4 separate regions of the Homo sapiens genome follow, and regions 1, 2 and 3 are each linked to region 4. A link is a loop called in an ENCODE intact Hi-C map of the cell type or tissue named here. Cell type or tissue: A673. All regions are shown on one strand. Links, peaks and the distances in the headings refer to the core of each region. The heading gives the core; the rest is flanking DNA.

Region 1 (3,502 bases), core at 655-3,154, 180 kb before region 4:
ATGAGTAAGTTGTTTCCATTGAAATCAACAGGACCGTATGGCAATGTTCGAATCTGAAATTATTTCCAATGGATTCCTGTGTAGTTACAACTCTATACTTGCAATCTTTGTGATTTCAATTTGGAAAGTCATTCAAGTGAGTAATTTAATGTTGGGCTGTTCCTTCTGTTTTCCCTTCAAGCTCAAAAAATTCTCAAAATAATGATATTATAAACAAACTTTGACTGTGCCTAACAGGACAGTGAGGGGTTACAGTTCTGTTTGTTCCAAATATAAACTATCAGGTCAGATTTGACTTTATCAACTAGGCACTGGGTTTTATGAAGACAAATCCGACTTGTGTGAAGCCAACTTTTAACTCCTAGATAATATCTTACCTAGAAAGAGATAATCTGATTTATCTTCCAATGTACAATGGGCCTTTTTCCTAAGGCACAGTGAGGAGGACTTCACTAAGGCACATATCACAACATTTCTCCTCTTTCATGCCCCTTAAGCCCCCTAATTTTTCTCTAAAGATGATGGTCTCTTGGTTACAGAGGTACCCCAAATCACTTTTTTAAAGTAAGTAAATGGCCAGGCACAGTGGCTCATGCCTGTAATCTGAACACTTTGGGATGCCGAGGCAGGTGGATCACCAGAGGTTGGGAGTTCCAGACCAGCCTGGCCAACATGGTGAAAACCTATCTCTATGAAAAATACAAAGATTAGCCGGGCATGGTGGCAGGCACCTGAATCCCAGCTACTTGGGAGGCTGAGGCAGGAGCATCACTTGAACCTGGGAGGTGGAGGTTGCAGTGAGCCGAGATTGCATCACTGCATTCCAGGCTGGGCCACAGAGTAAGACTCTGCCTCAAAAAAATTTATAAAATAAATAAATAAGTAAATAAAATAAAGTAGGTAAAATGCACATTGCATTCATGTCTATGACAATTGTGGGTGCACATGGATTAAAGAGCTCTAGAATTCTAAAAGGCTTGCTACAAAACATCATTCCCTTGCTGTTCCACTTCCAGTCTACTCCCCCTCCCAAAAGGAACCACTTTGAATTTCAATACAAGTTTATTAGGGAATTGTGCTCTATATCTCTAAGGAACATGCTTATATTGTTCCTTTTTAAACTTTTTTCCAGCTTAGGCTTTATCTGCTAACTTCCATCTGTGGCAGAGATAGAGATGGCTTCCTTTCCTACCTTTCACCATTCACCTCCACCCTCAATATTCCTTCTCATCCTCAGACTCCCAGTAAAGTTATATCTTAATTTGTTTAGATCAATATTCAGTGTTCTCACTACTGAGTTAGAACATACTATGGTTATTATTTATGTAGTATAATTTCCACTCTCCCAACCCCCACTCCAGAATTCATAATTATCTTGTGCTTTGTTTTCATAGCTTTAACATACTTAAGTCTTCATCATCTGCCTATTCGACTGGTGCAAAAGTAATGGCGGTTTTTGCAATAATAAATGTCCTCCCAATTGTTCAGACGCATCTGTCCATTTCTTCTTTTTGAGGAACTCTCAGAGACTCCTGACCTGCCCTCACCTGGATGGGTTGGCTGCTACACACTGAGCAGTGCAGTCACTAAGGGTCTCCTTTCACCACCATTTTGAGGATTTCCTGTACTTCCCTTTCTTACTGCTTTACCAACTTCCTGACTCTCCTGTCTGCTGTATTCCCTCCTTTTGGTGGGTTATATTTTTCAGTAGCTTCTTGAGAAAGGATTCATGGGAGCTAAAATTAAAATTTTATGTGTTAGAAAATGTTTTGGTTCCATTTTCTCACCTAATTTGTAGTTTGGTTAGGTATGCAACTCTAGGTAAGGAAATGTTTTCTTCCAGAATTTGAGAGCATAGCTCTATTGTCCTCTAGCTTCCAAGGCTGCTTTTGACAAAGTCTGATGAATTCTGGTAGCTAATCCTATTAGATTAGCTATCGCTACCCCTCCCTCCCTTTCTCTCACTCTCCGGAAATTCATAGGATGTTCTCTTTTGTCTGCAGTGATCTGAACTCTCCTTATATTGTTTGTTTGTCTTTTTGCTCTAATTCTTAGGCTGTGTCTTTATATTCAAGTGAAATATTTCTATTGGCAGTAAATAATAATAAAAATATTCCAAAATGCAGCCGTAATAAATTAGACACAGAATTCAACACAAAAACCATTCAGACGCTTTACTGGTGATCCTGCCATTAAGGATGACACAAACCCTGTCTGTTGTTGCCTACTAGGATAATTATTGCAGATCAGTGAGGAGCCAGAACACCAAGGCATTGTAGAACGCCAACAGTAGGCTAGAATGTAAAGGAGGAAAACCTAGAAAAGAGCAGGTTTGGCTTCAGCCGTCCCTCAGACCTAATTACCATTCCCAAAGGGACACGAACACCATATTTAAAGCATTCATCTAACTTACAGAGGGTGAGGCTTGGCTGTGGGAGGGCCCTGCAGCCAGCATACCTGAGGTCAGATGAATCACTTAGCATGGCTTTGGAATGTTCTGTCTGAGGCTGGAGTCAGGCTCATAAGGGCTTCTTTGCATTTTAGGGGCCCAGCCAAGTAGACTAATGCAAGGAAGTCTTTATATCCCAGAGTAAGGAATTGTGGCATAAATCAAGAAGGCAATGCTGAAAACCCAAATTACACAGATGAAATGAACCAGAGAGGTAAGGGCAAAGGCGAGCCTAAGCTGACCCTCAGGCATCCTAAGTGCTTGATCGGAGACGACATGATTCATACCTAACCCCACCAGCTGTGAGCCACTCATAAACAACCAGTCTGTCAACACTGTCTCAGAAGTGGGAAGAGTTGATTCTGCAAGCTGAAACTCTTCAAAGGTACAGATGAGTATCCTGAGAAGAGGCAGAAAGGGGCAATAGTGAGTATTTCAGACCTCTAGAGACCATCCATCACTTTCACCACCAGATATCAACTTTATTTTACCTTTCATGGATCCTGTTCTCTTGTTTTCATAGATCTTCCTCTCATACCTTTTTTAAAAAATACAGTCTCACTCTGTTGCCCAGGCTGGAGTGCAGTGGTGCAATCAGGACTCACTGCAATTTTGGCCTCCTGGGCCTAAACAATCCTCCTGCCTCAGCCTCCTTAGTAGCTGAGACTACAGTTATGTGCCACCACATCCTGTTATTTTATTATTTTTTTTAATAGAGATAAGGTCTTACTATGTTGCCCGGGCTGGTCTCAAATTCCTGGGCTCAAGTGATCCTCCCAACTCAGATTCCCAAAGTGCTGAGATTACAGGTGTGAGTCATTGTGCCCAGCCTCATACCTTATTTTTAATCCTTTCTCAATAGCCAGTTTTATCTTACCTGTACCTATATTTCCAAAAATTTGCCTAAATTTCCTGTGGTTGCTCAGAACTCTACAGCTCTCCTCAATTTCAAATTGTAACTTGAAATTGAACCTGAAATCTTCCTAAGATTTACCAACAGACCAGCATGATCAGTACATCCTGGTTATTTTTTGTCCTTTGGCAACCATTTGT
Region 2 (3,502 bases), core at 375-2,874, 560 kb before region 4:
CGCAAGTGTAGATGGGCACTGGGGTACAGTGAGCGGTCCTGGCAAAGAAGGAGAGGAGAGCGGCTGGATGAGCATTCAGAGAGCCCTTCGGAAACGACCTTTTTCCAAATCCAAAGGAAAAACAGGCTCAGGCAGAGACCGGGCGTTGAGTAGGAGCTCCCCAGTTCGTGCCTGGGAAATTAACAGGGAATGGCACATCAATCGCGGCCAAGCCCCCAGCCTCCCCGGAGTCCGCAGCTCCGGCTTTCTCTTCTCTGCTAAGTGCTGCATGGCCAAGGGTTGCGAACGCGAGCAGAAAATGCGCCTCTCACTGTCGCGAGGGATTCAGACAGTCAAGCGCCAAGGCAGCCCGAGGCTCCCCAAAGCCTCGCTCGGCCGCACGCGGGCAGGAATCTGCGCTTGCACTCGGGCTCAGCTCCTCATCTTCCTTTGGCCAGAGACAGAGAGAGCAGGCAGGAGGGGTGTGTGTGTGTGCGTGTGTGTGTGTGTGTGTGTGCACGCGCGCTGTCCTGTGATGAGCGCGTACCCGCATCCCCGCGCTTAGCCGCTGGTGCTCCCTCCCTCCGTCTGTCCCTCCCGGGCCGGTCCCCTCCTCCCCTGGCTCTTCTCTCCCGGAGCTTTGTCCTCAACAATTACTCTCGCAAAAGGTGGGTGGGGGTGGGGGGGTGGGCATCTCCACAGTAATGAATAGGTGTCTGTTTTAAATTGCCTCCTCGAGACCCTCAAATGCTAGAGGCTGCGGGGAGGAGGACCCTCCTTCTGCCCAGAAGATTGACTTGGGCTTTCTATAGCAGTTTGGGAGACCTATGCGGACGGGAAAGGGGAAGTTCAGGGGGCATCCCTTACTGGGTAGAAAGTCTGCCTAACAGCAGCACTGCTGACCTGAAATGTGCTAGCTGAATGCACTGCATGAAGCAAGGTGTACAAAAATGAACAATGATGTCTTGTCAATTACACGACAGTATTTTAAAGCTATTACTCAAGTGACTTTTGTCTGGCATAGGGTGGGGGTAGATTAATAGAGATAAATTTATGTGCGTTTTATTAATGTCTAAATTAATTAAATATTCTCTTTGCATTTATTTACATTTCTTGTCCAGAGAGTCAGGGCCATGTATTACTGCTTCATTTTAATTTTCTCCTCAACAGACAGATCTATGCTTGAAAAAGCAGATGTAAGGAAGGGATACATACACACACATACACATGGGTTATGTTGGTGGATAGGCTAACGGATCTAAATCTTTAAACTTTTCTGCACTTCTAAATCTATATCTGTTATTTGCAAGTGAGTCGTGATGCAGTTTGCGCAGCTCGCAGGAAAGTGGATGGTGCATTTTTAAGATATTGCCAATTCACAACACTCTGGCCTTTGCTCATTAATCTGAGTATCACTTCTTTCTCTTAGTAATAATTTCCCCTGTTTAGGAACATGGCAGGAAACTTACAACGAGAAAGCATAGTTCACTCTATAAAAGGACCAGTAGGAGGTGCCCTTAATAAGGCCAAGTGTCTAGTTTACTGGCAGAGAAATTCCCATTCAGCCGGGTGTTTTAAAGACTTTGTTGATTGGTAACAAAGGATTATGGAGACTAGCACAATAGCACTGGGCCCTTTCCCACTTTCTAGGTAAAGTCTGAAGCTGCTGTAGATTTGTATGAAACTGTGATGATTTAACAAAGGACAGCCCTGAAAAGTGTCAGTAGAGAGTGAGGACTTGATGTTGGGGGAGGAGGATGGTGACTTTTTAGTTGGCTTCTGTAAGATGTCATCTTCTTATATATTTGACATGAGCCACAGGCACAGGAACCTTATAGAGTCTCAGGGGATCTCAGATAAGATAACAATTTTGGATGTTGGATGTTAATGAGTGAAAAATGAGGCATACATATTAATTAATTCTTCATACATGTTTGGGTTCCATTGCATTGAAAAAAATCTGTGAGTGTTTAATGTAGTCTGGATATGCTGAAATGAGGCTGGTCGCCCTCCCTAGGCGACCTCTTCTCATTCCCCCAACCAAAGCAGATCAGATGCCCCCATGTGGGTTTGCTTTTGAGTGGCGGGAGTATGGCAGAGCCTGAGGGCTCGGGGTAGGCTGGCAGTCCACTCCTCTGTGAGTGCCGCAGTATAAATCACCAGTACCTGTCAGTGTCCATTTCCCACACAGCAGCAGCTGCCCTCTGAGTTATAAAGCATGGGAAACGGCCACCACATGTGTTATATGTGAATATATTAGGCTTAGTGCCTTTGCTTTAATGCTCTTAAAAGCCAGGCTGGCTTGAGATGCTGATAGGCATTTTTTTCTGGGGAGAGATTTATAACTTCTCAGTGTGTATGACTTAAATTTATTCTCTGGCAAGTTAACCTCTTAGCAAACTTCCTTATTGTTTTCATTGAAGAGGAAGAGCCTTAATCCTACCTAAATTCCTGAATGAAGCTCTGCTGAAAGTTTCTGCTAGAGTACAGGATATTTGCAGGCTGTAGTATGGTTTCCTAAACCAATGGGAAGCTTGACAAGATATATGGGGAGGTGATTTTTTGGTGGGGAGGCGGGGATATTTTTACTTGTTTTTAGAGAGGGAAGTTGTGATACTGCATCTTCTAAAGGAATTCTAGCAACTCAGTTATCTCAAAAGCATCTTTAATGAGAGGAAATGTTTCTCGCTTCCAGTTTCATACATCTAACAGTCTGGGATTCTTCAAATGCATATAATATGCTCCTGGAATGTTTGCAGCTGCACGCAGTAGGGTCATCTAGCAGGATCACTGTCATTTGGAAATGAGCCCTGATTTAAATTTTGACTTGCAGACAAAACACTTATCTTTACCTGGTGCGGCATGTTTAAAAGCAGTGCTGAAGTTTCTGAACAGAATATTTCTTTCCATGGGAGACTGTGCCCTAAGATTACATTTTAAAGTAAGTGTTCTTACCATTTCTTTGGAGAATTTGCCATCCCAAACTTTGCATGTGAAACTTCTTCTTCATGATTCTACCAGTAAAGATAACTATTTAAAGAGAATGCAGTTGTTTCCGGGTATTTCTTTAAAATTAAAATTCAATGTCCACATCCACACACAAACAAGGAGGATTTCCACCCCCTCATACCTTCTCCTTCAAATAGCTGACTTTGGTGTGAATTATGATAGCTCTAATTACATAAGGGCACTTGCAATTTCCCTAGAGAATGAGTTCTTGCCTGATTACAGATCTTCCTACTTTCCATAGGAAGTTTCTGGCCCACACTACTATCAGAAACTTGCACCAAATTGGGAACACATTGCTCTGTTTTGGTATTTGCTACCCAGCTATACATTTTTGAAGGATTAATCTACCTCAGATGATAATCTCTTAGATGAACTATATACATAAATTTCAAGAAATCTTAGCTTTGCCTGAGGCCAAAGAATAATGTCACAAACCTGCTGAAATTACTTGATTAATTGATTGATTAACTAAGGATAAAAAGTCACTTGGTTCTGGAAAAGTACTGTACTCCCT
Region 3 (3,502 bases), core at 509-3,008, 1.2 Mb before region 4:
TGTTGTATTCATTAGATCTTATAATAATCCCATGAGGGAAGCAGTATTATCCCCATTGTATAGATGGCAACTATGAGACCCAGGGAGGTGAAGTGAGTTAAGAAAGGTTACAGGGTTGGTAGCATCTGCTCCAAGATGTAATCCAGGTCTGCCTGACTCTGCGGATGCATTTCCCACAGACACACACTCCTTCTGGCTGTACAAATGGCAGGCAGCCAACAGCTCCAGCTCACAAAGACAAGGCTCCCGCCTGAACAGCATGCAGCTCTCTCAAGTCTGGCCTCTGCTGAGAACCTCTGTCCCGCTGCCGGACCTGCAACCCCAAGGCTCCTGCCCTGTCAGTGGCTTCAGTGTGGTCACTGTGGTGAGGAAAATCTGTCCCTTTGCGAAGACACTGAGGCAGGGCCTGGATCTAAGCCGTATCTTCCTCAGCTGCAGTGCCAGCACAAAAGCAAACAGCCTCACAGGGGGCCATTCTGTCAGGAAGATAAATGCTGTCTCATTGATTCCCTCACCGAGGAGCTTGTCTGAAATGGCAGCTGCTAGACAGAAACGCTTTGAAGATTGAACCCAGGAGTCCAGTTCCAGCCTCTCTTTCAGTCTTGACTAGCAATTCAAACTCGCGTGACAAATTTAAGTCCATGTCACTGCCTAGGATAGAAAGTAAACTCGGTGAATGACACAACTTGCCAGGGATATCCTTAGACCGTTGCCACGTTGCCAGTACCAGGACAGATCCTACTGGCTACTATCTGCTGTAGGATTTACAGCCAGTCCCATCCCAGAATTTGCATGGGTCACAATGTCCTTCAAGGGCAAAGGGAAGTCCTGAAAAGGCAATGAAGTTCGAAAAAGGAGAGTACAGAGCGTCTCACTTGTCAGGACACGGGGAAGGGAGAAGGGTCCCTCGGAGTCCTGTGTATGAGTGTGTGACTGATACACACACTCATGAATGTGCATCGGGGTCCTATGTATGAATGTGTGAGTGATACATACACTCATGAATGTGCATCGGGGTCCTATGGATGAATGTGTGAGTGATACATACGCTCATGAATGTGCGTTGGGATCCTATGTATGAATGTGTGAGTGATACATACACTCATGAATGTGCATCAGGGTCCTATGGATGAATGTGAATGATACATATGCTCATGAATGTGGGTTGGGATCCTATGTATGAGTCTGTGAGTGATACACACACTCATGAATGTGCGTCGGGATCCTATGGATAAATGTGTGAGTGATACACACACTCATAAATGTGCATCGGGGTCCTTTGTATGAATGTGTGAGTAATACATACACTCATGAATGTGCATCGGGGTCCTCTGTATGAGTGTGTGAATGGTACATATACTCATGAGTGTGCATCAGGGCTTTTGTTTTTGTTGTACCAGCTAACAGCATCACACCAGCTATCCCGGTGTCACTGTCTTGTATCAACTGCTGTTCACATCAGAGGGCGAGGACTAAGGCAACTACCCCCAATTCCCTGTGTGCCAAGGAAGTGGCCTAATGTCGTGGGTGAGATGGAGTATGAGCAACAGCAGATGATCACATCCAGGGGTGCACCCCGCCCCTGGCATTTCCACCTGGCCCCTCAGTGGAAGAGGTTAGTGCAGTGAGAGATTTCTCCACGAGGTGGCGCTCATAGCTTAGCTTTATTTTTACTTTCATTGATGGGAAAATTTGCCCTGCTACCGCCGCCGGAGAACGCACATGACTTATGCTTTCTAATTCATGTGCAGATTTCGTGTACTGTCATGTTTGGGGTTCTATTGAATTTTGTACAATTACAACTTATTCTTTCCCTCTGGGACCTTGGCAAGCAACACTATACAAGGATAGGCATTATAACCTGTCGGGTGGGGGGGCGGTGGGGGGGTCATTATTTTATCACACACACAGAAACACACACACATATACACACTTGCTTTAGGGATAAATTCTGCCATTTTATTTTTTCCTGGTCCTCATCGTGGTCAGAATGGTGTGACCAGCTGATACCCTTTGTTTACTAGAACCCAGTACAGCAACACCAGTTCAGTATTCATGTCCATTACATGGTGGACAAAGCTTGGATTGGCAGCCTCAAAAAATGCTCACCCACCCTGAGGCTTAGCGATCAAAGCTCAGAGGAAAACAGCTGGTGGCAGGCTTGTCTTTAAAGGAGGATATCAGAACTGGTATGTGTGTGAGATGCTGTGGCTGGGTTTTACATGGTGGCTGTCTCTGAAGAAGCTACCTGTAGGGCTGAGCTGACTGAGGTGCTTGGAAGCCTTATAGTAATACTACTGGATATGATCCAGTTATTAGGGTTTAAAATAACAGATGTACAATATCATCCCTTTCCTCAAGGAAAAATCCAGTCTACTAGAGACGATAAGAAATTTAGTCAATCCAGTAACACAAAAGGTAGTTTCTGCTAAGTACATCATGTCAACAAATTTGCTCTGAGAGTTCATAGGAAAACCTATCCCTGTGTCTTGGAATACAACAGTGCCTCGCACAAGCAGAACTCAATATTAATTCCCTACAGCTGGGGAAGCGTTCAGGGAAGGATAGACCTAGGTCAGGCTTTGACAGGATTAGGAATCAGGCAGGGCAGGAGAGGGCATGACCGGGGAAGTGGGAAGGGAATTCTGTAATAGATCATCTATGTAGACCTGGTAAACCTCGGATAGCTGGAGCTCAATTAATTGGCACCCTCAGTAATAGGTGGTTCCTTTAAAAATTCTATTTCATGAAAAGACAAAATCACAGTAAGATGACAGTTCCTTACAGTATAGAAGGATGATGTCCCCGAAGCCCAGCAGAATGATTAATCTTTAAGGCAGTATTTATTTTTATTCTTATTAAATACTGAGAGTGACCTCATTCATTCAACACATTTTTTTTTTTTTATTATACTTTAAGTTCTAGGGTACGTGTGCACAATGTGCAGGTTTGTTACATAGATATACATGTGCCATGTTTGTTTGCTGCACCCATCAACTCGTCATTTACATTAGGTATATCTCCTAATGCTATCCCTCCCCCAGCCCCCCACCCCCCAACAGGCCCCAGTGTGTGATGTTCCCTGCCCTGTGTCCATGCATTCAGCACATGTTTATGCAAATATTTATGAAAATATTTATGGAGTATTTTCATTGTGCTGAATGTTTTGTGGGAAACTAAGATGTATCAGGCAGGATTGTCTTCTCTGGAGACTTTGTGGTAGGAGAAAAGACAATAAATGTGAATATCACGATAATGTCAGAGAAAAGACAAAGACTCTACGGTAAGTACGGAAAAGTATAGAGCAAGACAAAAATTATTTCAGCTGAGGGTTCAGTGGTAGGATGTATTCATATAAAGATAAAAGGAGAGGAAGAGATTTTTGCATTAAGAAATGGCAAGCACAAAATAAAGAAGTCTGCAAGAAGAGACTGAATGGGGAACACAGAGTAGGAGAGCAGACATAGTGAGCAAGGCTGCTGCAAGCTTAGGTGAGAGCCAT
Region 4 (3,502 bases), core at 589-3,088:
TGGGCACATATTAAACAAAAAACTCTTTGCCTGGTTTTGGGGCAAAAGACAATGCCAGAACATTTTGGGAACTTCAAGATTTCCTGAGTGAAGCAAAACCTTTAGTGATGTAGGAGCACTGATATTTTGACTATGTTTGGAATGCATTCGAGTGAGGAAAACAGAGAGATAGGAAGACCATTGCTGCTATCATTACAACGGATCAGATGTGGCCTAATGAGTCTGAACCAGGCTTTTTCCATGAATGGGCTGTGGTTGAGCAGGTAACTATTTTTCACAAGGATCTAGTGAAAATTATACCTGTATCTCTCTCTGGATGAAGCTTGGGAATCATTTGTATTGCATTAGAACATTAGATGACTTTTACGAAAATATAGTATTTCATACGTATGCGTTATAGTGAGTTTATTGTTCATTACTAGATATTCATGCACATACCTTGAAACTATAGTACTAAGTTGATAGTCTATAATTTCTTCTTCTTTTAAGACTGTTGCTGGGTTGTTACACCACCATGAGATGTAACTGCTAAAATTTAGCACAATATTGGGAGCATTCAGTCAAGCCTTATAGAGCCTTATAAACTTAGAATTGCTTTTGAATGTGTAGAGTTTCCCATTTAGAGACAAAAAGAAAAGACTATGCATCATGTTTATAATTTCTCACTATGACAAATAATCAACTCTGTGAAATTTTCAAACATTGCATTGTTAACTTTTAAACAGGATGCAGTTCTGGCCCTGGCTTGTTAAGATCTGAAATCATCACAGAGTGCATGCAATTCTATTAGCCAATTCTGTTAAGTCTAATTATATTAATATGCAATCCCAGCCTTTGTATCGAATTCTTCCAAGTAGATGAAGTTTACATAGGAAACCAATTGTTGAGTATCAGTTTGAATTACTATTTCATTTTACATATTCCAGGCTCTAGAACCTACTTGCAAATACATTTTTGAATGCAAAAGACATTCGGATGTAAAATAGATGTTTAATTTTCTGTTTTATTATTTCTTTTTTTGAGACAGGTTCTCACTCTCTTGCCCAGGCTACAGTGCAGTGGCACAGTCTTAGCTCACTGCAACCTCTGCCTCTGGGCTCAAGTGATCCTCCCACCTCAGCCTCCCGAGTAGCTGGGACCACAGGTGTGTGCCACCACACCTGGGTAATTTTTAAAAATTTCTTGTAGCGACAGCGTTTCATCATGTTGCCCAGGCTGGTCTCAAACTCCTGTGCTCAAGTGATTCTCTCACCTTTGCCTCCTAAAATGCTGGGATTACAGGTGTGAACCACCATGGATAAATGGTTTAAATGCTTTAAATTTATCCAATGTGTATGACTTCTAAAGAGCCATAAATCTGAATATATAAATGTCCAGATTATTAAAATCAACTTAAAATTTTATTCTCACCTACATATATTAAATACATAACTTGTGTATATTGGAAAATTATTCCTGACTATATTTCCTTAACTACAAAATAAAATACTAGGGATGACAACCAAGAAGAAAACTATTAAATAAAAATCAAATTTGTGCGAAACTCATTGCCCTACATAAGCCTCATATCTGTCACTACTCATTGCAGCTTTGCTTTGTGTGGTAGACACAGATCATGCTCTGTTTAAGTACATGCCTTAAATCCATACCTGAGCCAATCTGTAGTAGATTAACGTACTTCTTTGGAATAGACACAAGACTGTATAATGCAGACAGTCTGGAAACTGGATTTTGAGCAATAAGCCTGGGTACAAGGTAACTAATTCCTTTCGTTCTTCACCCAGTGGTAGATGCAGCACAGACACAGATTAGTTCTAACTGAAAAAGAATAAAATTAGCCAAGTGGCTGGCGCCCCCTGTAGGCAATCTGTAGTGTTTATCCAGGCATCCCCATGGATCCAGATTTCAGAGCCTTAGTTTAAGAATCAGATGAGTAATTTTAGAATATATATGTGAGGGATAAATTAATATTTGCATCAATATTAAGGTTTTTGCATGGTATAGCATTAATCTTTCTTACAAAGAACAATCTTAATATTGCATCTCTAGGATTGCAGGTCTATTTCTGTGGATGTAGCTATAATGAGTGATATCCTTCAGCAGCTTGTACCTAACCCACATATAATTTTGGTCTAATTTTATATTTCATAGATTCAGTTATTTTGTGGTCCAAAACTCTAATCCCTAAAAGAGACGTAAAATTTCACCTTCACTTAGGGAGGGAAAGTGAAATAGCATCGCTTATTGTCTCTCATATTAAATTATGATTTGACCCAGGTCATTTTACCTTTGCCCTTTTGGCCACAGCAAAATTTGTATCAGGTTGTGGGGAAAATTAGGATCATGAAAATTAATAGACCCAAATTAAAACTAAGGGTAATTAAAACTGAACACAGTAGAATTTTGTTTACTGAAGATTAATGAGACAATCAAGCTTTCTGGACAAAATTTAAACCTGGACCTGGGGAATGTTGACTTAAATCTATAAAATAAAAATCACAGTAACATAAAATATGATTAGTAAAACTTGACATGAACCCCAGACTGATGAATGGATCAAAGTTTATTGTGACATGTGCATAAAATTAAAACAATTCTGGAATGAGTCAAATGAAAATAGAAATATCAGAATTTAACTGGGATGAATAGCAAACATAAATAATTATTAAAATTTAGTTGAATTTTCTCTAAGAATTTGCCAGTGGTCTTTCATTGATGGCACAATTGATACCAATAGATTTCTTTGTAATAATTTAAAAAAACACAAGAATTTCATGGTCAAAACTTAGGATCACAAATATCCACTTGTTCATATCAGGGGGTTTGAGATGGCAAGGTGAAAACACCTACCCCTCTCATGTACAACGTCATGGCAGAGAAGCCTTCTCTCTCACCATGCTTATGCTTGTATGCATGGTGATGCATACAAGCATGTATATGCATGCTTATGCTTGTATGTAATGGCCAGTTTATTTGTTTTATTTTTTCATGCATGCTTATGCTTGTATGTAATGGCCAGTTTATTTCTTTTATTTTTTCCTTATATTGGTCATTCATATGAATGAATCATTTTCACATGTTATTTCATATGAACATTGAAGTGACTATGTGAATTAGATATTACCCCATTTCATGGCCCAAAGAAATGAAACAAGTTTCCAAAGTATTCATATGTAATAGGTGGCTCAACTAGTCTAGAAACACAAGCTATCCTAATTCCAGCTTTTAAATCTTTTCACTACACCACAGCCATACCTGGCAAATGTGGATGAACATTTACCTTAAGCAGTAAACCCTAAAAGACAATCCTTTGTTACTATAATTGGTGGTTCCTATCATCCCTCTTTCTTGAAGCTGCTCTAGGTCATGCCGTATGACGAGTCCTTCATGAATCTTCATGACTTCATAATCCTTTGTCCAAAGTGGGGTAACAGGAATTCTGTCCATAGGACCAGGATTCGGAAGAACAAGTTGCTGTCTGTAGGACTGTCATCTAAAAACT

What was found. Hi-C counts contacts between places; a loop is a spot of excess contacts. Peaks named below come from ENCODE experiments on the same cell type or tissue, not always from the same donor. Only the 100,000 strongest peaks of a DNase experiment are listed, where the experiment ranks them.
Region 1: it touches region 4 in a loop (2.1-fold over the local background); 14 of 110 quality-filtered maps call a loop at or near these places.
Region 2: it touches region 4 in a loop (5-fold over the local background); 5 of 110 quality-filtered maps call a loop at or near these places.
Region 3: a loop joins it to region 4, with 6 times the contacts of the local background. A loop is called at or near these places in 6 of 110 quality-filtered maps.

The regions. Positions count from the first base shown.
Region 1 is chr18:52,721,169-52,724,670 of GRCh38, forward strand. The region is part of intron 1 of DCC (DCC netrin 1 receptor); the gene reads left to right. Among named protein-coding and RNA genes, the nearest start is that of DCC, 380 kb to the left of the region's middle. In A673, for the core only: no CTCF peak of the experiment used is centred there; DNase peaks (open chromatin) are centred at 1,953 and 2,233; H3K4me3 peaks cover 1,484 bases; H3K27ac peaks cover 2,188 bases.
Region 2 is chr18:52,341,806-52,345,307 of GRCh38, forward strand. The region is part of intron 1 of DCC (DCC netrin 1 receptor); the gene reads left to right. Among named protein-coding and RNA genes, the nearest start is that of DCC, 3.4 kb to the left of the region's middle. In A673, for the core only: a CTCF peak has its summit at 1,484 (motif pointing right); DNase peaks (open chromatin) are centred at 436, 816, 1,506 and 2,336; H3K4me3 peaks cover 2,419 bases; H3K27ac peaks cover 2,459 bases.
Region 3 is chr18:51,666,665-51,670,166 of GRCh38, forward strand. No RefSeq gene overlaps it. Among named protein-coding and RNA genes, the nearest start is that of LINC01630, 280 kb to the left of the region's middle. In A673, for the core only: a CTCF peak has its summit at 1,610 (motif pointing right); a DNase peak (open chromatin) is centred at 1,687; H3K4me3 peaks cover 165 bases; H3K27ac peaks cover 638 bases.
Region 4 is chr18:52,902,204-52,905,705 of GRCh38, forward strand. All of the region lies in intron 2 of DCC (DCC netrin 1 receptor), which reads left to right. Among named protein-coding and RNA genes, the nearest start is that of MIR4528, 330 kb to the right of the region's middle. In A673, for the core only: a CTCF peak has its summit at 1,857 (motif pointing left); a DNase peak (open chromatin) is centred at 1,828.